Linked DNA regions of Homo sapiens: region 2 is linked to region 1. Evidence: chromatin loops called from intact Hi-C (ENCODE). Cell type or tissue: PC-3. All regions are shown on one strand. Links, peaks and the distances in the headings refer to the core of each region. The heading gives the core; the rest is flanking DNA.

Evidence for each region. A loop is a pair of places that touch in the nucleus more often than their neighbours do. Peaks named below come from ENCODE experiments on the same cell type or tissue, not always from the same donor. Only the 100,000 strongest peaks of a DNase experiment are listed, where the experiment ranks them.
Region 2: it touches region 1 in a loop (8-fold over the local background); 14 of 110 quality-filtered maps call a loop at or near these places.

Annotation. Positions count from the first base shown.
Region 1 is chr18:63,572,876-63,583,962 of GRCh38, reverse strand. No RefSeq gene overlaps it. Among named protein-coding and RNA genes, the nearest start is that of SERPINB13, 8.9 kb to the left of the region's middle. In PC-3, for the core only: a CTCF peak has its summit at 5,422 (motif pointing right); no DNase peak of the experiment used is centred there.
Region 2 is chr18:63,839,380-63,850,466 of GRCh38, reverse strand. No RefSeq gene overlaps it. Among named protein-coding and RNA genes, the nearest start is that of SERPINB2, 43 kb to the left of the region's middle. RefSeq lists an enhancer at 2,131-2,240. In PC-3, for the core only: CTCF peaks have their summits at 2,136 and 6,039 (motif pointing right); DNase peaks (open chromatin) are centred at 2,126 and 6,056; H3K27ac peaks cover 2,897 bases.

The DNA of each region.
Region 1 (11,087 bases), core at 1,609-9,608:
CAAAACCCCGTCTCTACTGAAAATACAAAAATTAGCTGGACGTGATGGCATGCACCTGTAATCCCAGCTACTCGGGAGGCTGAGGCAGGAGAATTGCATGAACCAAAGAAGTGGAGGTTGCAGTGAGCCGAGATAGCACCACTGCACTCCAGCCAGGGCGACAGAGCCAGACTCCATCTCAAAAATAATAATAATAATAAGGTATGTGAGGTAATACTATGTTAATTAGCTAGATTTGGTCATTATGCAATGTTCTATACTTCAAAACACCTTGTATGTGATAAATACATATAATTTTATGTCAATTGTTTTAAGATAATGAAAAAAGCATCACGTAACTAGTAAATATGAAAGATGTTTAAGACTCCATATAGAAAAAGATTAAACATAATTTAGAGAAATTAAGAAGACTGAGTAAATAGAGGGGTATATTTTATTTGTGATTTAAAAGACTCAATATTGTAAGGATGTCAATTTTCTCAAAATTAATCACTGCAATCTCAATCAAAATCTCAGGAAGCTCATTTTTTCAAAAAATTGGCCAGCTGATTCCAAATTTATATGAAATAGCCAAGGGCTAACAACAGCCATGACACTGTTGAAAGAGAAGGAGGAAGAGATAATACCTGCTCTGTCAGATAGCAAGGTTTATTATTAATTGTCAGAATGGTTTTTGGCAAAGGATAGATCAGAACAGAAGCCCAGAAAAATACTGATGCTCGTGTGCACCTTGATTTTGTTCAAGCTTGTTGCAGAGCAGTGGAGAAAGAATGGTCTCTTCAATAAATTATGTTCAGTTCATTGGATAATTACATGGGGGAGAAAGGAATCTTAACTACTACGTCACACCATATACAGATTTCCATTCTAAATGGATCACAGAGCTAATTGAAACACAAAAAAGCATTTACAGTAAGAGTAAAAATTAACAAACTGGACAACACAAAATTTAAAAGCTTTTATTAATCAAAAAACACTATCAAAGTTGGAGATACATATATATCCAAAGTTGGATATATATAGATACACCCCATGACCTAATAATTTCACCCCAGATATTTACCCAATATAAATGTGTGCTCATGGGCACCAAGAGACATGTGCCCATAGCAGCATTCATAATAGCCAAGTACTGGAAACCCAAATGTACATTAACAGCATAACACGTAAATAATGGTATGTTCACACAGTGAAATCCTACACAGCAATGACAATGAATGAACTAAAGCTACAGGCAAAAAAAAAAAAAAAAAAAAAAGATAAATATCTCAAACAATATTTTGAACAAAAGAAGCCAAATGTAAAAGAACGCATACTGTATGATTCTTTTTATACAAAGTACAAAAGCAGACAAAACTAAACTTCAGTTTACCCCTAAACAACACGGGGTTAGCGATGCCAACCCCCCTCACAGTTGAAAATCCAGGTATAATTTTTTATTTTTATAATTTTCTTTTTAGAGATGGGGTCTCACTATGTTGTCCAGGTTAGATTCTGGATTTGGGCACCTGGCTTCCAGCAATCCTTCCATCTCAGCTTCCTGAATAGCTGGGACTACGTGCATGCATCACCGTGCCCAGCTTGTGTGTGTGTGTGTGTGTGTGTGTGTGTGTGTGTGTATTTACCCTTCACAATAATATTTTAACACAGCTATTAAATATTTGTCCTTGATTACAAGAATACATGTTCATGATATATAAAACTTGTAGAAAACAAAGGAAGCATGAAGAGGGCAAAAAAATCACCCCTGGTTTACAATCAAAGACAAAGATTACCAACGTATAATTTTTCACTCCACAAAAACTTAACTACCGATAGCCTACTGTTGAACAGAAAACTTACCAATAGCATAGTCTATTAAATCATATTTTGTGTGTTCTATGTATTACATACCATATTCTTACAATAAAGTAAGCTAGAGAAAAGGTAATGTTATTAAGAAAATAAAAAAAGAGAAAATATATTTACTATTCATTAAGTGGAAGTGGATCATCAATAAAGTCCATTCCCGTCATCTTCACATTGAGTAGCTGAGGCGGAGGAGAAAGAGGAGCGGTTGGCCTGGCTGTTTCAAGAGTGGCAGAGGCAGAAGAGGTGGAGAAGGCAGAATGGGAGGCAGCAGATGCATAGACTTGGTGCAACTTTATAGAAATACATCATCATTTCTGACTTTTTTTTTCTTTTTCATTTCTCTAAAGATGTTTCCACGTGGTACAAATCCTGCTTCCATAATTTGCTTTAGCTTCAGTGCCTGTGTTGTCAAAGGGTCCATGTCAAAAAAGAATTTAAAAGCAACCTTGAGTACTCACAAACTTTCTGCCAGATTGTCTAATGTCAATTTGTTTTCTGGCACTGCTTCTTTTATGTCTTCTTTCTCACCATCTGGAGCTGGTTCAGAAGCACTCATCACCATAAAATTGTCTTCTGTTAATTCCTGTAGTGTGGAATCTATTTACTCTTGAATTTCCCCAAGATCCATATCTTGAAATCCTTCATCCCCTACCTTTTGTGTGTGTGTGTGCCGTATCCACAATCTTTTTCGTCGTTTCCTTGATTGGTTCTGTCGTAAATCCCTTGAAGTCATGCACAACATCTGTCTTTTGTTTTTTGTTTGTTTGTTTGTTCGTTTGCTTGTTTGTTTCTTCCTTTTTATGGAGAACGGGGTCTCGCTATATTGCCCAGGCAGGTCTCGAACTCCTGGGCTCAAGCTATCCTCCTGCCTCTTGCCTCCCTGAGAGCTGGGATTACAGGCGTGAGCCACTGCTCCCGGCCCATGCACAACATCTGGATGCAGTTTTCTCTAGCAGGAATTTATTGTTTCAGGCTTGACAGCTGTCATGGCTTTTTCTATAACAATGATGGCATCTTCAGTGGTATAATCCTTCCACATTTCCAGAGTGTTCTTTCTACTGGGGTTCTCTTCTACAGCGTTGGCAATACTTTCCATGGAGTACTGTGTGTAATCATTTAGAGGCTGAATTAGAGATACTGTGTTTCATGGCAAGGGGACAACTTCGACGTCTTCGATGTTAAACTAATGGGGTTCTAGGTGACCAGGGGCATTGTTCAATAGCAAAAGAATTTTAAAAGTCAGTCCCTTTCTGGCAAAGCACTTCCTGATTTCAGGGACAAAGCACTGATGAATCAATCCAGAAAAAGAATTCTCATATTCCAGGCCTTCTTTTTGTACAACCGAAAGACTGGCAGCTGGTATTTGTCTTTTCCCTTCAAGTGTTGGGGGTTAGTGCTATCTTATAAACCCAACTGTATTTGTACAAAACAGTAGCATTAGCTTATCCCTTCCTGCCTTAAGCACTGATGCCTGCTTCTCTTTCTTACTAATACATGTCATTTACGGCCTTTTTTTCCAGAATAGGGCACTTAGATATGCTTCAAAAACATGGTCAAGTAGATATCCTTTCTCCTCAATTATTTTCTTATGGCAACTGGGAATTTGCTGCCTGTTGGTCATAAAAAATGTTATCTTGATATTTTTAAGCCAAATCTTTTTCTGAAATAATCAAATCATCCTTTACTGACATTAAATTATCCAGCTTTAGATCCTGCACCTTCCTCTTGCTTTAAGTTGTCATACAATGACTTCGGTTTTTCTCTAATCATATTAGAGTCTATAGGTGTGCCTTTCTTATAGTAATTCTGCCCCCATATAAAAGCTGCATTTTCAATATAAAATGAAAACGTGTTTCTCAAAAAGTGTAAAGTTTTCATATCTGCTGGTGTAGCTGCAAAGACAGCTTTACGCATTTCCTTTTCTTTTTTTTACAATGGTCCTGATACTGGGTTCATTTATCTTGAAACGGTGGGAAAATGCAACTGCAGACCTCAATCTATGGTAGATATCAAGGAATTCAACTTTTTCTTATAATGTTATTGCTTTTCTCTGTTTCTTGGGCACACTTTCAGCATCACTGGTGGCACTTCATACAGGTCCCATGATGTTATTCAAGCTGTATGGTATTGCACTAAACATGATGAAAAATACACAAGAACTGTGAGAGATCACTTTTTATTGTCATACACAACTTACTGGACAGATGAGCTGCTCAGGCAGAGATCATTGTCCTCACACTGTGCTTCAAACAGATACTTGCAACACTTGAGCTCACTGTAATAGCAATAGGAGTTGGCTACGAAATTATTACAGTAATACACTATGTACTACAGCTAATTTATGCAATTATGACTTAACATTGCATCTTTACTTTTGTTCTTGTTTCTTTTAACTGCAAGTAGCACCAAGTATGACTATCTGTAAGTGTTCGTGTGCACAAGTTTTGATACATTTTAATTTTTTATAATAGATTTGTACATATGTTATGGGAGTAAATGATAAAATAGGCTAGTACCTACATATACTTTATGCCTTCGTTACATACCTAACTTTTTCTTAATATTTTTGGTATTTCTAGACTGTACAGCAATTTGAAAAATCTGTGATTTGAAAAACCTGCAAGTTTTTTCAAATTGTCCCAAATCTCCAAAATATTTTCCAGTATATTTTTTGAGAAAACTCTGAGTACAAGCGGATCCATGCAGCTCAAACCCGTGTTGCTTGAGGGTCAACTGTATAGTGCTGCAAGTTAGCATATTTGTTACATATTGAAGAGGAGGTAGAAAGTAATAATTAAAAAGGGATGTAGGGGGAATTTTAGAGCAATGGTAATGTTCTATTTTTTTAATCTGGGTGGTGGCTCCATGGTTGCTCACTTTGTGATAATTTATTGAGCTATATGTATACATTTTAATGTTTCCATATTTGTGTTATTCATCACAAGAAAAATAAATTTGTTCAATTTATTTATAGATATTTTATCATTTTGATATTCTTGTGAATACAGTCTTTGGGTTTTCCATTCATTCATTCAGTCAGTCAATCAACAAGTATTTCCTGAGCATCCACTATTTGCCAGATATTGCTTTAGGTACTGAGGTAAAGCAATGAATAAGATGTAGATGTAAAAGGTCCAGTCTCTCATTAAATTCACATTCTTTGGGGGTGATACAAACAATAAATAAACAAAAACAAGATAATCTCAAATAAAATTAAGTGCTATGAATTGAATAAGGCGTTGTGTTGGTGAATAGTTATTACTGGTGTATAAGAAAAAAAAATTTGGATATCTAGCAAACCATCTTGAAGAACATTCTTTATGGTAAATTATAAGCTTATTCGCTTAGATTTTCTAGAAAGATGACCATAAAACCTCTGCATAATGGTTTGGCCTCTTTTTACCAATATTTATTCCCCTGATGGAACTATTCTTCAGTATAATGGAGGACACCTACTTTCAAATCTCTCTGCACAAAACTCAGATGAACAAGCATAGCAGTAAGACACCATTTTAAAACTGCACTTCACTGTACCGACAGAAGAGGGCACTCTTTCACCAAGAAAACAGAGTATGGCCCCCGACTCACCTTCATAAAGTTGCCTGTCCTTTTCAGTCCAAAAATCCTGCACATTTCAGTATGAACAAGAAAAAGTACCAAACAAATATGTAAAATTACTATACAAAGAAAACGGTGAAAATTAAAACTTTTAGCCATGGAGATACTACCCAAGAAATCAATCATGAGGGAGAATAAAGCTGTAGTGTAACACTAGCTTATGAACTAAATATTGTTTGGAAAGAGATTGCGAATATGAAGAATGCTTCAAGTCATAATTTAAAAAACTCAGAATATATATGAATAACAAAATAACCACAGAAAGAAAGTACTGTAATGAGCTATGTCTGAATTAAATAGAAATGATGGAAATAAAAAAATCATCTCAGAAATGGGCCTAGACTACCAGTTGCCTACAGGAGAAAGTACAATAAAGAATATAGAGAAGAGAAATAAAAATAGCCTAGAGAACAAAAACAAAATAAAGAGAGTAAAAGCATAAAAGAATGAAATAAAGACAGGCAAAGAAATCTAAAATATGTGTAACCATAGTCTCTGAAGTACAGAAATAAAACAGTGGAGTAGAAATGATATTTACAGCTATAATCCAAGAAAACAGTTCAAAAATAAAATAAATCCCAAATCTGTACATTGAAATGGCCTACAATGTAACTAGGAAAATTGACCCTGAATGATAAAGTCTAAGACATATTCTGGAAAATCAGTCTTAACATCTGCCGAGAAGAGAAAAAGAGGGAAAGAGAAGAGAGAAAGAGAATGAGAGAGAATCAAGTCAATATAAAGTAAAGAAAGCAAGTTAACATCAGACTTCTTGAGAACAACATACAGACCAGTGGAACAATAAAGAGATTCCAAGTCCAAACCAAGAATTTTATATGCCAAAAAGTATTCTTTCATGAATGGTCTTTCAAGACCATAAAGAAACTATGTTAAACAGTCAAGAACTTAGAGAATATTGTACTTGTTAGCCCTTCTTGAGAAATCTACCAGAGGATGAGCTTCATCCAGTAACCAAAAAAAAAAAAAAAAAAAGATTGAAGAAGAAACTTTAGCAAAAGACTGACAGCACAAATATATTTTATTATAGCTCTAAGACTAAAGCAAACATGTGAATAAGAGTAGGAAAGTAATATATAAATGTTCTATGTTTTATATGGGCTGCCAAAGTAAAAAAAATGACAATAAAGTGAGAGGAAATGCTAGAAAGAAATTAGAAGGTAGAATATAAATCTGTTGATTATTAGGCAGTAGATGGGTGTCAAAAGACATCACTTAAAAATGATAAAAGCCTAAGTAAATAAAAGAGTACCGTGAGGCCATTAGGTCATAATATTGTATAAAAATAATGTCTAGAACAAAAATACAAACTTTCCTAAACATCACAAGGAAAAATTAAAAAGAGAAAAAATTGTAAAATAACAAGACAATACGATTCTAAAGTTCATATGGAAAAATAAACAAACAAGAATAAATAGGAAACCATTGCAAAGGAAAAGCAACAAAGCTTCCATAATTAAAACACTGATGTTGGTACATGAATAAACAGACCAAAGGAAGAGGCTAGTAAATCCATCAACAGACCTAACCACATATGGAAATTGAGTATATGATAAATGTGGCAACTCAAATCCCAAAGGGAAAGATAGATGTTGTTGTCGTCGTTGTTGTTTAAGATGGAGTTTTACTCTTGTCACCCAGGCTGGAGTGCAATAGCGTGATCTCGGCTCACTGCAACCTCCGCCTCCTGGGTTCCAGTGATTCTCCTGTTTCAGTGTCCCGAGTAGCTGGGAAACAGGCACCTGCCACTATGCCCACCTAATTTTTGTATTTTTAGTAGAGATGGGGTTTCACCACGTTGGCCAAACTGGTCTCTAACTCCTGACCTCAAGTAATCTGCCTGCCTCAGCCTCCCAAAGTGCTGGGATTACAGGTGTGAGCCACTGCGCCCAGCCGATAATTTTTTTTTAATACAGCTTATCACCCCCAAGACTAGGGAGTGTCTCCTTCAAGAACTAACCCAAGTAGATTAATTCACAGCCCTGGCTGGAGGTAAGAGGTAGATGTTTTAATAAGTAGTATTGGACCAACTGAATAGCCATTTGGAAAAAGATTAAAATAGTATTCATATTTATCTCATGCCAAGTAAGCTTCAATTGGATCAGAGATCTAAATTTTTTAAATGAAACTATACAGGTAATTGAAAAAAGTGTGGGTAAATACCTTAAAACCTGGAAGTGGGGAAAACCTGATTTTAAAAATTTAGAAGCAATAGAAGAAAAGATTGGTATATTCAGCTTATAAAAAATTTTAAAGTAGAGTTAATAAGCAAAGTCAAAGAGAACTGACAAACCGAGGAAAGGTTTATGCTAATTCTAATACAAAGGGTTAATCTTCCTAATACATAAAAATCTCTTAAATCAAGAAGAAATGCACCTACATAAATGTCAAAAAAAGAACAGACATAACACAGGGAAAGATATATAAATGACTGAACATGTGATTGCATGCTCATAAATTCACTCAAAACAAGAGAAATTTAAATTAAATATATACTACTATAGTATTTTTTATCTATCAGTTTGGCAGACACCCAAAGCCTTTATGACATTCTGTGGGTGTGGATGTGAAGAAATAGGCAGATACATATTATTGCTAATAGGAGTGCTATGGTGTAATCCTTAAAACCTGGATTTAGCAATAGCTAAGAAAATTATATATGCAATTGTACTTTGGCTCAGCAATGCAACTCCTGGGAATTTACCCTAAAGGTATACCTCCATAAATACAAAATAGTATATATCCCTCTCTTGTTCCTAAATTGTTGGTTAGTGTCATTATTCTTTTTGCCATAACTCTAATTTTTTTAAGCTTTTGTCTTTCACTTTTTACATTTCTGCCTTCGTCTTTATTATTTTTACCTTTATTTGGGTTTGTGAAGCATGTTGTTCTTTTTTCAAAATTCTGGAGGAAAAAACAATTTATGCATTTTAATTATTTTCTGTTTTCTAATAAATGAAATAAAAGTTTAATTTTTTCTCTGTGTAATTTTTTCTACTTAAATTATTGATCACTAGAAAAGGTGTGTGAAAGTTATTCAATATTTTTGTAGATGTTTCAATTTCTTCTTTTACTTATACCTCCTAGTATTTTCGAAGTATGCTATTAGGTGATATTACTTTTTAGTTTTAACACATGGCATCTTTTATCAAACTGAAATATTTATCTTTGTTCTTATAACTGTTTTGGACTTTGGGTAGAATTTTTTTCGATGTTATTGTTGTTATTTCTGCTTTTCTCTTTTTAATACTTCTCTAGTGTCTGTTTTTCTCTATCATTATTTTAATCTTCTTGTTTTTACTGTTTTAGAATTGTGTCCTATAAATTGTCTATAAGTAGATCTTTGTCTTTTTAATGCAGTATTTCTTTAAACTGGCCAATTTAAGACATCCACATTTCTTGAGACTGGTCATATTTGGACTTATTTGCTGTCTTGTTTTATGCTTTGTACATGCTATGCTTTCTTGCTTTTTTTTTTTTACATTCCTTTGAATTTTTTCCAAGTGTTTTTCATTCTTTTTCCCTCTACTGTTTTGGAGATTATGCATTCTATTTCAATCTTTGACTGGTTATTGTTTAGTTTAACATAAATATTGTATATAATTTTTAAATTAATGTCCAGGGTTAGACTATTTTCCCCATCACCCCCTGAAAAGAACAAGAACCCCAGAGGTTTTATTTCCTTCCTTCCATTCTCTCTATAATTCCCTTGGCACTCCTCAAGCCTACTGTCTTCTACCTCTCAAAGTGAGATCATCTAAGTTTTAATTCTTAAATTATTATTTCTAATTTAATCTTCAATCATGTTTTACTCTGTTTTTTTGCATCACTGCTACTCATATTCCATACTTTTTAGCCAATTCATTTAAAAAAATTTTTTGGAGCAGAACTTCTGGTCATTCCTTTAGGTTAAAGTTTTCAGATAGTAAACTTAGAGTGCTTGCTCATGCATCTTGCCCTCACACTTGAATAAAACTTTTTATGGGTAAATATTTCAGTTTACAGTATTTATTTCTCCCAGAACTTCAAAATATTCTTCTGTGTCTTCTTGTAGGACAAAGAGAAGCTAAACTCTATATGATTCTCGTTCCAGTTTATAAATTTGAACTTTTAACACAAAAGGCTTTTAGAATATATTATTTTTGCATTTATCTTCTTTAATTTTGCCACAGTGTGGAAGTGTGGGTTCTGAATGGGCCCTTTCAAAAGAGAATGCATGACTGTTTTCAATTCTGTACATTTTTTTTCTTATTTCTTTGAGTATTTCTATTCTTCAGTTATCTCTCTGTTCTTTTTTCCTGAAATGCTCCTTAATGAATGTTGAAACCCTTTAAACTGCCTTACATGATTTTAACATTTTAAGGTGTGTTTTGTTTGTTTGTTTGTTTGTTTGTTTGTTTGTTTGTTTTTGAGACAGAGTCTCACTCTGTCACCCAGGCTGGAGTGTAGTGGTGCAATCTCGGCACATTGCAATCTCCACCTCCCAGGTTCAAGTGATTCTCTTGCCTCAGCCTCCCAAGTAGGTGGGATTACAGGCATGCCACCATGCCCAGCTAATTTTTGTATTTTTAATAGAGACAAGGTTTCACCATGTTGCCCAGACTGGTCTTGAACTCCTGGCCTCAGGCGATCTGCCTGCCTTGGCCTCCCAAAGTGCTGGGATTACAGGCATGAACCACCACACCTGGCCAACATTTTAAAATACTTTTGATCCCTTTATCCTTTTATTCTACATTTTGTACAATTCCACAGCTCAATCTACTAGCTAACTCTTCAGCTATTTTCATTCTATTATTCAATCTACTTAATTGCAATAATCAAATTTATTTCCAGAAACTCTAAATGAATATTTTTAATAATTCTCTGTTCTTGTTTTATGGATGCTATCAAGCATATTACTTATATATTTTTAAAAATCTCATTTGACCTCTTAACTCTGTTGAGGCTGATACCCTTTATTCATGTGATTATTTTCTACAGTCATGTGGTAGATCTGGGTTGTAGGTTTCTCTTCGTATTTGAGATTCCTCATTAGACTGTCTATGAATACTGCTTTGGGGTTTACCACAACTTGCCTTGGCAATTTCAGGGTGGTAGGGCCTGAATGTGCTTTGGGGCAAGTGTATTAGTGGCTTACAAACCTTGTTGGGAACTTCTACTTCTTGATACTTTCATTGAGTGGTGGTGATATATCTTCTGTATAACATCCAGCCAGACAGCCTGGTTAAAAATCCTAGTTCAATCATTTGCTGTCTGAGGGATGTTAGGCAAATTACTTAATCTCTTTGTGCCTCTGTTTCCTCATTTGTTAAGGGTGGATAAGTATAATAACCCACCTCTTAGGATGAGTGAGAGTGTTAAATGGGCACATAAAGGTCTTCGACAAAAGCTGGCACACAATAAGCACAAGTATTAGTGTTATTACTGTCCCAGTTCAGATATTTCATGGTTGCAGTCTTATTCTGGATATTGAAACTCATTCCATGCCTGAACCCAACATTGTAAAAAAAAAAAACCAGTGCTAAGGGGAAAAGTCACAGCTGCCAACAATTATTGGGCATAGTGAGAATTCTAAATGAGGAATTTCTCTTCTTCCATTG
Region 2 (11,087 bases), core at 1,431-9,430, 270 kb before region 1:
CTGTTGTAACATTTATTATAATAATAGTGGTAGAGTTCATGGTGTTATTTTCTTTATTTCCCTCATTGGCTTGGTAACTATACGCTATCAGAGACCAAGTCTTCTTTCATTTCCTGCAGCATTTCAGTATTCTCAACTGATGTCAATAAATAATTAAGTCCCGCATATTGTGTAAAGCAGGATTTCTCAACATCAGCACTGTTGACATTTTGGGCTGGGTAATTATTTGTTGTGGGGCTGTCCTTTACATTGTAGCATGTTCAGCCACATCTCTGGCTTCTAACCACCGGATGGCAGTAGCAGCCCTTCCCTACAATTCTGACCATCAAAGATGTCTCTAGACACAGAGCCAGATGTCGCCCAGGGGCAAAATCACCCTTAGTTGAGAACCATGATCAAGAATATTGCAGCATTCAAAATGCTTTCAGGTTAAAAAATAAAGAATACTGCATCATTCAAAATTCTTTCACAAAAAAAGATGATTGTTAAAAGTTGAATGATAGTAGTGATAAATAAAAATCTGGCTTAAATTGATTGAATCATGTAATTTTCAAACATTTATTTTGGCAATTTCCAAAAGCCTCAAAATAGATGGAAGAAAGGGAAGTAGCATTAATAGATCATACCTACTAGGCACTAGGCACTTACCTTACAGTGATTCATCTAATGATCCACAAAATGTAATGAAATAAGTTAATATCAGGACTCCAGAGAAGGGTCTGTTTTCTGAGGTATTCTCCACAAAATGTAATGAAATAAGTTAATATCAGGACTCCAGAGAAGGCTCTGTTTTCTGAGGCATTCTCCACTGACCATTCACCATTAGTGTAATAATTTTTAAAATAGCATAATAGTTAAGCCCATGGGCTATAGTGGTAGCTAGAGGGTTCCAGGCCTGGTGTTGCCATCTGTTAGCTGTGGGACTAGGGCAAGTTATAAGCACTCTGTGAGCTTCAATTTCCTCACCCATGAAGATGGATTTAATTATAGTACTCCCTTCATAGGTTTTGTGAGAATTAAGTGACATAATGCATACAAAGTGTTTAAAACATTGCCCAAACCTTAGTACCCAATAAATATTGCTTCTAAAAATAAAATTAACTTTACATCAAAAGGAGCACACCAATTGCAAGCACCTAAATAGTAAGACATAACCCGATTTCAGAGACTTTAAAAATACCTTAAGCATTTATCTGATAACTCATGTTGTTGTCCATCTTTTCATGTGCTTATTGGCCATCTGTATATTTTCTTATGTAAGGTGTCTGCTAGAATATTTTGCATGTGTTTTAACTGAATGTTTTTCTTTGAGTTTATTATTTTGAATATAAGACCTTTATCTGCTATATGTGTACAAATATTTTCTCCCAATTTCTGATTCACCTTTTTGTTTACTAGGAAGAGCAAATGTTTTTACTTTTGATAAACTCCAATTATCCTTTTTTTCATTTATTATCTGTGCAATTCATATTTTAAGGAATCCTTGCCCAGCCAGATCTCACAAAGATTTTCTCCCGTATTTTCTGCTAGCAGTTCTAACTTTTTACATTTAGGACTATGATCCCTTTCAAGTTAAACAAAATGTGGTGTATCCAGACAGTGGAATACTACTCAGCAGTAAAAAGGAGTAAGTTACTGATACACACAATTTAATCTCAAAATTATTAGTCTGAGTAAAAGCAGCCAGACACAACAGAGTAGATGCTGCATAATTCCATTCATAAAAACTTTTAGAAAATACAAACTCATGCATAGTGACAGAAAGCTGATTATTGGTTGTCTGTGGATGGGGATGGAGGCAGAGTGGACTTCAAAAGGGGATGAGGAAACTTTAGGAGGTGATGGAAGTGTGGCATCTTGATTGTACTGCTATGTTTACAACCGTCAAACTAATAAAATGGCTTACTATAAATATGTGCAGTTTATTTGATGTAACTTATACCTCAATAAAGTTTTTAAAACCCATTTAAGATCAAGGAGATAAAGAATTTTGCTCAAGCTAGTTGGTGCAGAATTAAGATCCTATATTCACATCATGCCAACCCCAGCACTTGTCTGACTTCACGGCACCTTAATGTTCCACAAACGGTATCTAATGTTGGCTCTCAGTGGGTAACAAGCAACTCCTGTCCTCTAGAGGTCAGGCTTGTCCAGGAAAATAATTCCAGAAACTGGTAAATACACTTGCTCACTTGAAAGTAGCCTTACACTATGTTGGAGGAAATACTTTGTGTGTGTGTGTGTGTGTGTGTGTGTGTGTAATTTGCATAAAAAAATTAGTGTGGTTTAGTATGAGACCCTATCCCCACATAAAAAAACCCCACATTTCCCTAGAGTAAGGATGATGAGAGTTAGCATTTTATGGAAAGATAACCTGTTCAAGGAGTCTGAAAAGGACCTTAAATCAGGAAAACCTGGTTCTATGCAGATTTTAAGCCAGAAGCACTGTAGCAAAACCCAGGTACCCTGAGCTATATCGGTTATTTTCTTCCAGAAGTGAAAGTTGGAACAATTTAATAAAGAGCAATAACTTATTACGGATCTATTAAATGCCTGGGCTTGTAGTAGGTGCCTTACACGTGTCAGCATACTAATCCTGACAACAACCGTCTGAGGCTAACGCTAGCCCTACTACTTTCACTGGGGAGGAAGCAGTTGTCAGAGAGGCAAATAACGTCTTCATGTTCCCAGTCAGTGGAGCCTTGTTGCCTCCAAAACCTAATTCACCACTGCGAGATATTACATTTTTATTTTAACAAGACTAAGCCCTAACTGAAATGTATAGTTCATTAATATAAGCAATTTTCAGCCATGGTTGAAGTTTTTGGCCAAAGACCTTCTTTCAATGGAACTGAAGAGATAATATTTTGTCATTGTTCTTATATGTTATACTTAAATCTAAGTGTCCAAATGTCATACTAGTTTACATTTTGTCACTCTTCAAAATGTTATCTCTTTTACTACTAATCATCTTGACAGCACTAATGATACATCTTAACCTGAATTTTACACTAAACTTTAGAAAAGAAGCATTTACCCATATTGATATAAATTCTTCTAAAATCGTTTCCATGGAATGATAATATTCCATCTTGTCAATTCATCATAATTCACTAACCCATATTCCTCTTTTTGTTTTGGATACTTTGCTTGTTTTCTTGGTCTTTGCTAGTAAAAATGAATAAATAAAACAAAAACGTAAAATGGCATGATTATTTCATGTAAAGCTGTTTTCAGTTGTAAATTCAGACGTGATAAAAACGAATAACATTTTAAGCCCCTTTACACTTCTTGACACAATTATTTCCAACATGTTTTACTTACAAAAATATTTATGATGCATCATTAAGAGATAGAAACAGTTCATAAAATATCATCTTTGTATTGGTCACAGGGTTTTTAAAGGCTACTCATATCACACTCGGGGTCAAACAGTCACTGGCTATGTTATTTAATGACTGCATTGGAGACAGTGATGACAAGTTGCTTGAATTTGTAAATGAAAACAATCTAAGAGGAAAAGTTTGGAATACACATTCAGGATATACCAAATCTGGAAATGTTAAATTTAATAGGTACAGATTTTTTTGAAGCCCTCAGAACTGTATAAGGATGATTTAGAGAGAGAATGCAAGCATATAAAAATAAGACAATAGACTTGAGGGTGTGAGTACACCCGAGGGGAACTTCTGGCCCAGACTAGAAAGGGATTATCCATGGCTCTAATTCAGGCTACTTAGAGAAAGGGGTGGGTGTAAGTGATAGCAAGAAATGTCTATGATTTCCATCCTAAAGATGTTAGGAAGCCTAAGGTAAGAGATGGAATTTGGAACCAGTTGAGACCCCAGTGTCACCCAGATAGACCCGAAGGGTAGGCTTATCAAGAACTACATCCCTGGACTTCGGGATGTCGGCTTCTTTGTTCTGCATGAAGCCAGAAGGATGCTGAATTGCTGATTTGCTTTATAAATCTGTAAGGACCTCAAGAATGTAAAAATGACATGCATATTCCACATAATTTAGGATCACAGTGCCCAGGGAATCTGATCATAATGTCTAATTCTTCCCTGGCCACTCTATAAACAGTATTTTCTAGTCAAGAAAAGCTCCTACCTGAGTCAGCCAAGCCTCCAAAATCCTGACTTCTGAGCTGAGGGTCTTGGCCTCAATGATCTTGATCTCCTTTTTTATTTCTTTTTTAAAAATCTCAAAAAAGAGATTTGTGTTGCTAGTTTCATTCCATCTTCTCTGAGGCAAAAATGATATCACAGTTAACTAAAAATTTAGGAACAAAGACCAAAAATATAACTCCAAGGACAGTGGTTGCCATAAAGCTTCCCTGATAACATGGTTTGGGGGACAACTCTTATATCTCAAAGCACCTAGGAAATGACTACCTAAATGAGTAAGATTCAGATTTAGGCATTTATTTGTCAATAACTGATTAATTATACCTCTAACTGTCTATCACCTCTGGGACTCATTGAATGCCCCTCTTAGGACTGGGCTGAGGGATTTCTTTTACTATGTAAGTACTCAGAGCTGAAATTCAGCTGGTTTGTACAGTACAGCAGACTCAAAGCAAAATTCTTACAATACTTTCATACCAGTAAATTGCTGATGCACCATTCTCCAAATCCCCCCCTGCTCCTGTCCCTGTCCCTTCCTTGGGAGGCCCAGTCACCTCTCCATCCAGTAATTTTACTGTGTGTCACAGGAAGGGGCCTCCATCATGCTCCAATGCTGCATCTGGAGTCGTTCTGATGGATTGACGCCCACTGGCAAAATAATTAAACAATTCAATTAAACAATTTGAATACCACCTCTCTTCACTTCTATTTTATTCAGTCACTTATTTTAAGCTCTTTAAAGGTATCATTACTTTGGCCTTTAACTCAAAATTAGAACTAAGTGTGGGAAGTCACTGGAAAATCTAAAATAGCTGTTTTAGTCATTTTTTCTGCCACAATACACAGGAGAGTTTGTGTGTTCATCACACACTGAGGGGCTACAGCATGGATAAAGTGGGCTGTGGTTCATGCCCAGCTGCAATTCAATCATTTTTTTGATTATTATTTTCAATTATTATTTCTTCTTGTTACTGATATCTGTTAACTGTAGGCATCACAATTCCTATTTACCTCCTTTGGTTCAGGTGAGTAGTTTGTGTCTTTCTGAAAAGTGATGTCATTCCGTTCTGGAGATAAGTAAAGAGGCAATTCTGTGAGTTGCTCCTGAATTTGTCCTTTACAGCATGACACATTTATATTTCCTGCAGTTTGGTCCCTTCCCATAATATCAGAATAGCCATAACAAAGTGCAATGAAAATATAACGAAGTATGATGTGCTTCCAAACCAAAAAGGAAATTTTTACACTTGCCTTTTGGAGATTAACCAAACTGACACTCACTGGGAACATAATCAGTGATAGATCATATTGACAGTGCAGCAGAAAAGAGCCATTCCTAGCTCACTTGTCTACTTGATGATTAAATGGTATTTTGAAGGCATATTCACAATCCACAATTGTTTTTATTTTAAAATTCTTCTGCTTGAAAACTGCCTAACAAATGACCAAATTCAACATTAACAAATTCCATAATCCTGAGCACCTTGGGAAACACCAATAAATTAATTGAACAAAAAATTCAGTAATGACTAATTTTCTTTACCAGAGATTTAAATATTCACATTTAGAAAGTATTTGTAATAGCATTTCTCTCTACTGCATGTCTGGGTAGAGCAGTGGTTCTCAACCAGGGATGATTTTGACCCCCAAGGTGTGGTAGCAATGTCTGGAAGCCTTTTTGATGGTCCCAGCTTGGAAGGGCAGAGGAGGGAGTGGTGTTGTTTTCATCTAGTGGATGGACACAATGGGCATTGCCAAATACCTTTCGGTTCACAGGACAGCCCACCACAACAAAGAATCATTGGCACAAAATGTCAGTCATACTGAGATTGAGAAAACCTGATACAGAACAGGCAACCTCTTTAAGGATAATCCCTTGAAAACTACAAAAGCAAAAAAGTAAACACTAGGGGTCAGTACGAAGTCATGAAATGTTGCTTCCGAAGCACTCTCCAACCTGTCAAAGAGTCCACATTGATTCTAAAACTTTTCTTGTATAGATTATAAGAAACAAGTAAATGTACTGATGTTAGGAATCAGGGCTTTTCACTATGGGGGAACAGAGATACACATAGGAAATGGGGCAAGGTGAGAATGAACCCTGTGGGATTGGATTTGATTTGTAGATAGTGTAGATACATTAATATATTATATTGTGTTATATATCACATCTTATCCTATCTTATCTTATTCTGGCATGTTGATTTCCTATATCTGTTCAAAGAAAAGCCTTAGAAATGAGGACTCTAATAAACAAGGAACAATTCTGGACCCCAAATCTTGTTTTTAGATGATACCATTCTCTATTTAAAGGAACTAGAGCTTCTCAGAGAACTGGCTGATTCCAGAATGAGACAGGATGAGCCTGGGATATCTCGTTGGGTAAGAGAGTAAGGAAGCACTCAAAGCATGATGGAGACCCCTCAAAAGAACACAGTCCTTTGAAGGGGCTTCCAAATTTGGGCAATTTGTGCATGATAAAAAAAATTAAAAAGCTAATAGACATAATATATTGAATTAATTTAAAAGGTACATATTAATGAGAGAGAAAAAAGCTATAAATTTATGAGAATGTTAGCTAAATAAAATAGAAGAAGGGATAGAATGTTAAGGTAGGATTTCTTTTTTTTTTTTTTCTTTGAGACGGAGTCTCACTCTGTCACCCAGCTGGAGTGCAGTAGCACGATCTCAGCTCACTGCAACCTCTGCCTCCCGGGCTCAAGCGATTCTCGTGCCTCAGCCTCCTGAGTAGCTGGGATTACAGGCACACACCACCGCGCCCAGCTAATTTTTGTATTTTTAGTAGAGATGGGGTTTCACCATGTTGCTCAGGCTAGTGTTGAACTCTTGACCTCAGGTGATCCACCTGCCTCAGCCTCGCAAAGTGCTGGGATTACAGGCGTCAGCCACTGCGCCCGGCCAAGATATGATTTTTAATCCCAAATAGATTTGCTGCTCCTTCGGCAAGGATTATCAACAGACGACAGAACCACTAGGTGGAATGTTGTTGGGGGAGAGTACTACACTGTCTCAAAACCCCATGGATTACTTATTAATGAAAAAGGGAAAATTTTTCTTTTAAAACAGAAAGATCGGCCAGTCATCCCTGCACTGGGTCGTCAAACAGCTCTATCAAGAACGGACGACCTGACATCATGTGTCCCTGATTTAATACACTGAGGATGACACATCACCCATGTAATCATCTTGCCAAAATGTTTAACCTGAATCTCATTATGAGGCAACAATCAGATAACTCTAGGATGTGGAGCTTTATACAAGACTGCTGTCCAAACGTTTCAAAAAAGATCAAGACCAGGAAAAACAAAAGAAAACCAAAAAGTCAGGGACAGAATCAGGTCAAAGTGATTAGTGAAATATATAACCAAATGCAATGTGAAAATCTTTGTTGGATCCCGAATTCTCCCAAAATAACTGCAAGTGGAGTTTTTAAAACAATATAGAAAATTTAAGTATGTACTATATTTTATATGAAACATTTAATTAAGGCTTATTTTCTCAAGCGTAATAAAGGTATTGTGGTATGAAGGAAATGTTCTTATTCTCAAGAGAGGCATATTACGGTATTTAGGGAAAGTATCATGGTGCATGCAACTTTCATTCAAATTGTTCAGGAGACAGATGACAGATAGATAATAGATATAAACCATATGTAACAAAATATTAACAATTGCTGAATCTGGATGAAGTTTGCGCAAGTGTTTACTATACAGTTCTTTCAACTACTCTGCAATTTTAAAACTTCCAAAATAAAGAAAATGTAAAGTTTTTACACCATTCAATGGCGATTTTTTAAAATGAAGAAAGATTTTAATTTTCATTACCACCATTACTAGAATGATATTTTTTTCTTAAGCTCTATAAGCTTTGGAAGAACTTTAGTGTCTACATAAATGCATTTTAACATAGAAGGCAGTGCTTTGCCTCCACCCTATTCTGCCAAAGATGAATGGCCTTAAGTTTTAAAATATAAAATAAGATTTTCAAACTCCTGACATTTAAGGAAGTTTCAAATGCTCCATTTGAGACACATGGCTTTTCCAGTCATTTTCATGGGTAGTTCATGGCTTGAACAATGACAATCTGCAGTGACTTACCCGAAGGAAGGAGACAGAATGTCCAAAGAAGCTCCAGAAGGGGTCCAGGCACACCTGCAGCCGCTGAGCCAGGATTTATGTTCAACTAAAGCTACCAACTCAGAGAACTTTCAAATTAGCTGATTAACAGGATCAACTGCTTGCTATGCATCAGTCCCTTTCCACATAGGGGAAGCAATTTTATGCTAATCTTCACACTGCACAAGGCAGAATTCTGATGTTCACCCAAATTAGGGTCCCATTTCTAATTCATTTATTTTTCTCAGGGAAGTTTCTCTGAGATTTCACTCTGAGAAGATTCCATCTTTGATTTATTTCCTAATACACTTTAATTTTCCTTCGTAATGCTTATGATTGTATAATATACATATAATTGTGTACACATTTCCGTATTTGCTATTAAAAATGTTTCTAAGTTCTCCAAGGGCAGGGGCCAGGTCTTTTTTGTTCTCACCATGTATTCAGTACCCAGCCCTGTGCTGGGACCTGTGCCTAGCACCCAAAAGGCATAAATAAATATCTGTTGACTGAATGACTTTGGGGGTTGGTCAGGCTGCTCCCAAAGGGGTGTGTTTGAGACCTCAGGTGAGCAGAGACATTAATTTAAAGGTGAAGGGGCTCTCAAACTCCCATATGTGGAAGCCACCTTCAGACATAGCCACAGGATGCAAGTGAAATTGCTGAAATGTAGGGATAGGCTCCAAAAGACAAAGGATCAATAATAAAATTCTATATGATTTTACTCAATATTCAAATGTACATCTCCGCTCTTCCTTAGGAATTCACTGCTTTCTATATTTGTTCATTGTTCCTCAGCCAGGTTTTCACAGAAGCTACAACTGCAAAGTAGACCAATGTGTTCTGCAGAAAACTGGCAGTCTTTAAAAATTATCAGAAAACAAACCAGCAAGCCAACATATATTAAATGCAGGAATAAAACTCTATCAATGTTAAGGTTTTTCTCCTAGAAATGTATACATAATTAACATTTTGGGGCTTACGACTGCCTAAAAAAGTAGCAGAGAACTATTAATAAAAGAACTGAGGCAGCCAATTGTATTTAATTCCACTGCTGTTTAGTAATGTAAATGATATCATACATTTTAGTATATATAATATTGTCATATACATATATATGTACTTATAGTATTCATTTTTTAGAGTATATGATGGAATACACAGAGATTATGTTCCACAAAAATTATCAAAATGTTCAGATGCACTGCCACCTGTATGGGCTTGAGAACTATGAACACAAATGTATATGTACGCCCTTCAAGACTTCTTAGCCTGGGATCCACGAACAATTTAAAGAGGTCTGGGAAACTATGTGAAAAGTTGTATGTGAATGTGTATGTGTGCCTTTTATAGGTGGAAAGGTTGGTAGCCTCCACAAGATTGTAAAAAGGAGTCTGTGAGTTTAAAAAGTCCATTGGAATCAAGAACATTCCTCTAATGCATAGCTACACGTATTTACGCTAAGTGTGTGTTTAAAGGTTTAAGCACTTTGCTACATCAATGTGTAGAAGCACTATTTAAGTCATGGAAACTCTTTGAACAAAATATATTGCTGCTCATTGAAATAAAATCATTGTGTCTTTTTGTTACCCTTGAAACAGAAACATTTTAAAATTTTATTATGTACTTGTATTTCAGTCCACCATTGTACAGAAGATGGCTGAGTTTTTTTATGATTTGGTAAATTTGAAGAATCCTCAGGTTCAGGTGCACTAAAGAATTCCCAGAGTAGGCCATTTTTGGGGTGAAAGGTCTCTGCCTGTTTATTCTTTGAGCCTAAGACCATTAAAAACAAACAAACAAACCCTGCTACATTTCTGGATCTGGCATTTTCAGGTATCAAATAAATAAAATCCATAGTTTATATTCAGTGGGACTACTATGATACACAGAAGGAAAATAAGTTAACAGCATAAAGTTTTTGTTTCGTTTTGTGAATGAAAATGAAAAGTGTATACACATTCTGGCTTAAAGCCCACAGGATTACTTTTGACACCCTTTCAATTCTCTGTGTGTATGATGTGAGCAGGGGGAAAAGAGTCCTAACAAGATATTTTGCACAGAAGCGGTTTCTCTTATTCTGACCTAGATGCTACAACAATACTTCATTAAAGAGAAATCCAGTCTTTAGCTAGTGTTGTCATTCATTTTTCCTAATCTTCCCTAATGTTGTCTGAGTCCAGATTGTGTTTATGGGCAAGGGTGACCACGCCCTACTACTAGGTGATAGACACCTGAAAGATATGATTAAAAACAGGACTACCCTCTGGGCATGGTGGCACATGCCTCTAGTCTTAGCTACTTGGGAGGCTAAGGCAGGAGGATCACTTGAGCCCAGAAGTGCAAGGCCACAGTGAGCTACGATCATGCCACTGCACCACAGAAGCCTGGTAACAGAGGGAGGTCCTGTCTTTAAAAAACAAAAACAAAGCAAAACAAAACCAGGACTACAGAGATTAGAGCCTGAATAAAAATAAATTGTGCGGCCAGGCGCGATGGCTCACACCTGTAATCCCAGCACTTTGGGAGGCCAAGGCGGGCAGATCACAAGGTCAGGAGTTGGAGACCAGCCTGAACAACAGAAACATCGTCTCTACTAAAAAAAAAAAAAAAAAAAAAAAATTAGCTGGGCATGGCGGTGCACACCTGTAATGCCAGCTACTCAGGAGGCTGAGGCAGGAGAATTGCTTGAACCTGGGAGGCAGAGGCTGCGGTGAGCCGAGATCGCACCACTGCACTCCAGACTGGGTGACAGAGTAAGATTCCATCTCAATAAAAGAAATAATAATAATAATAAATTGTGTGTTTGAAAATTCTCTCT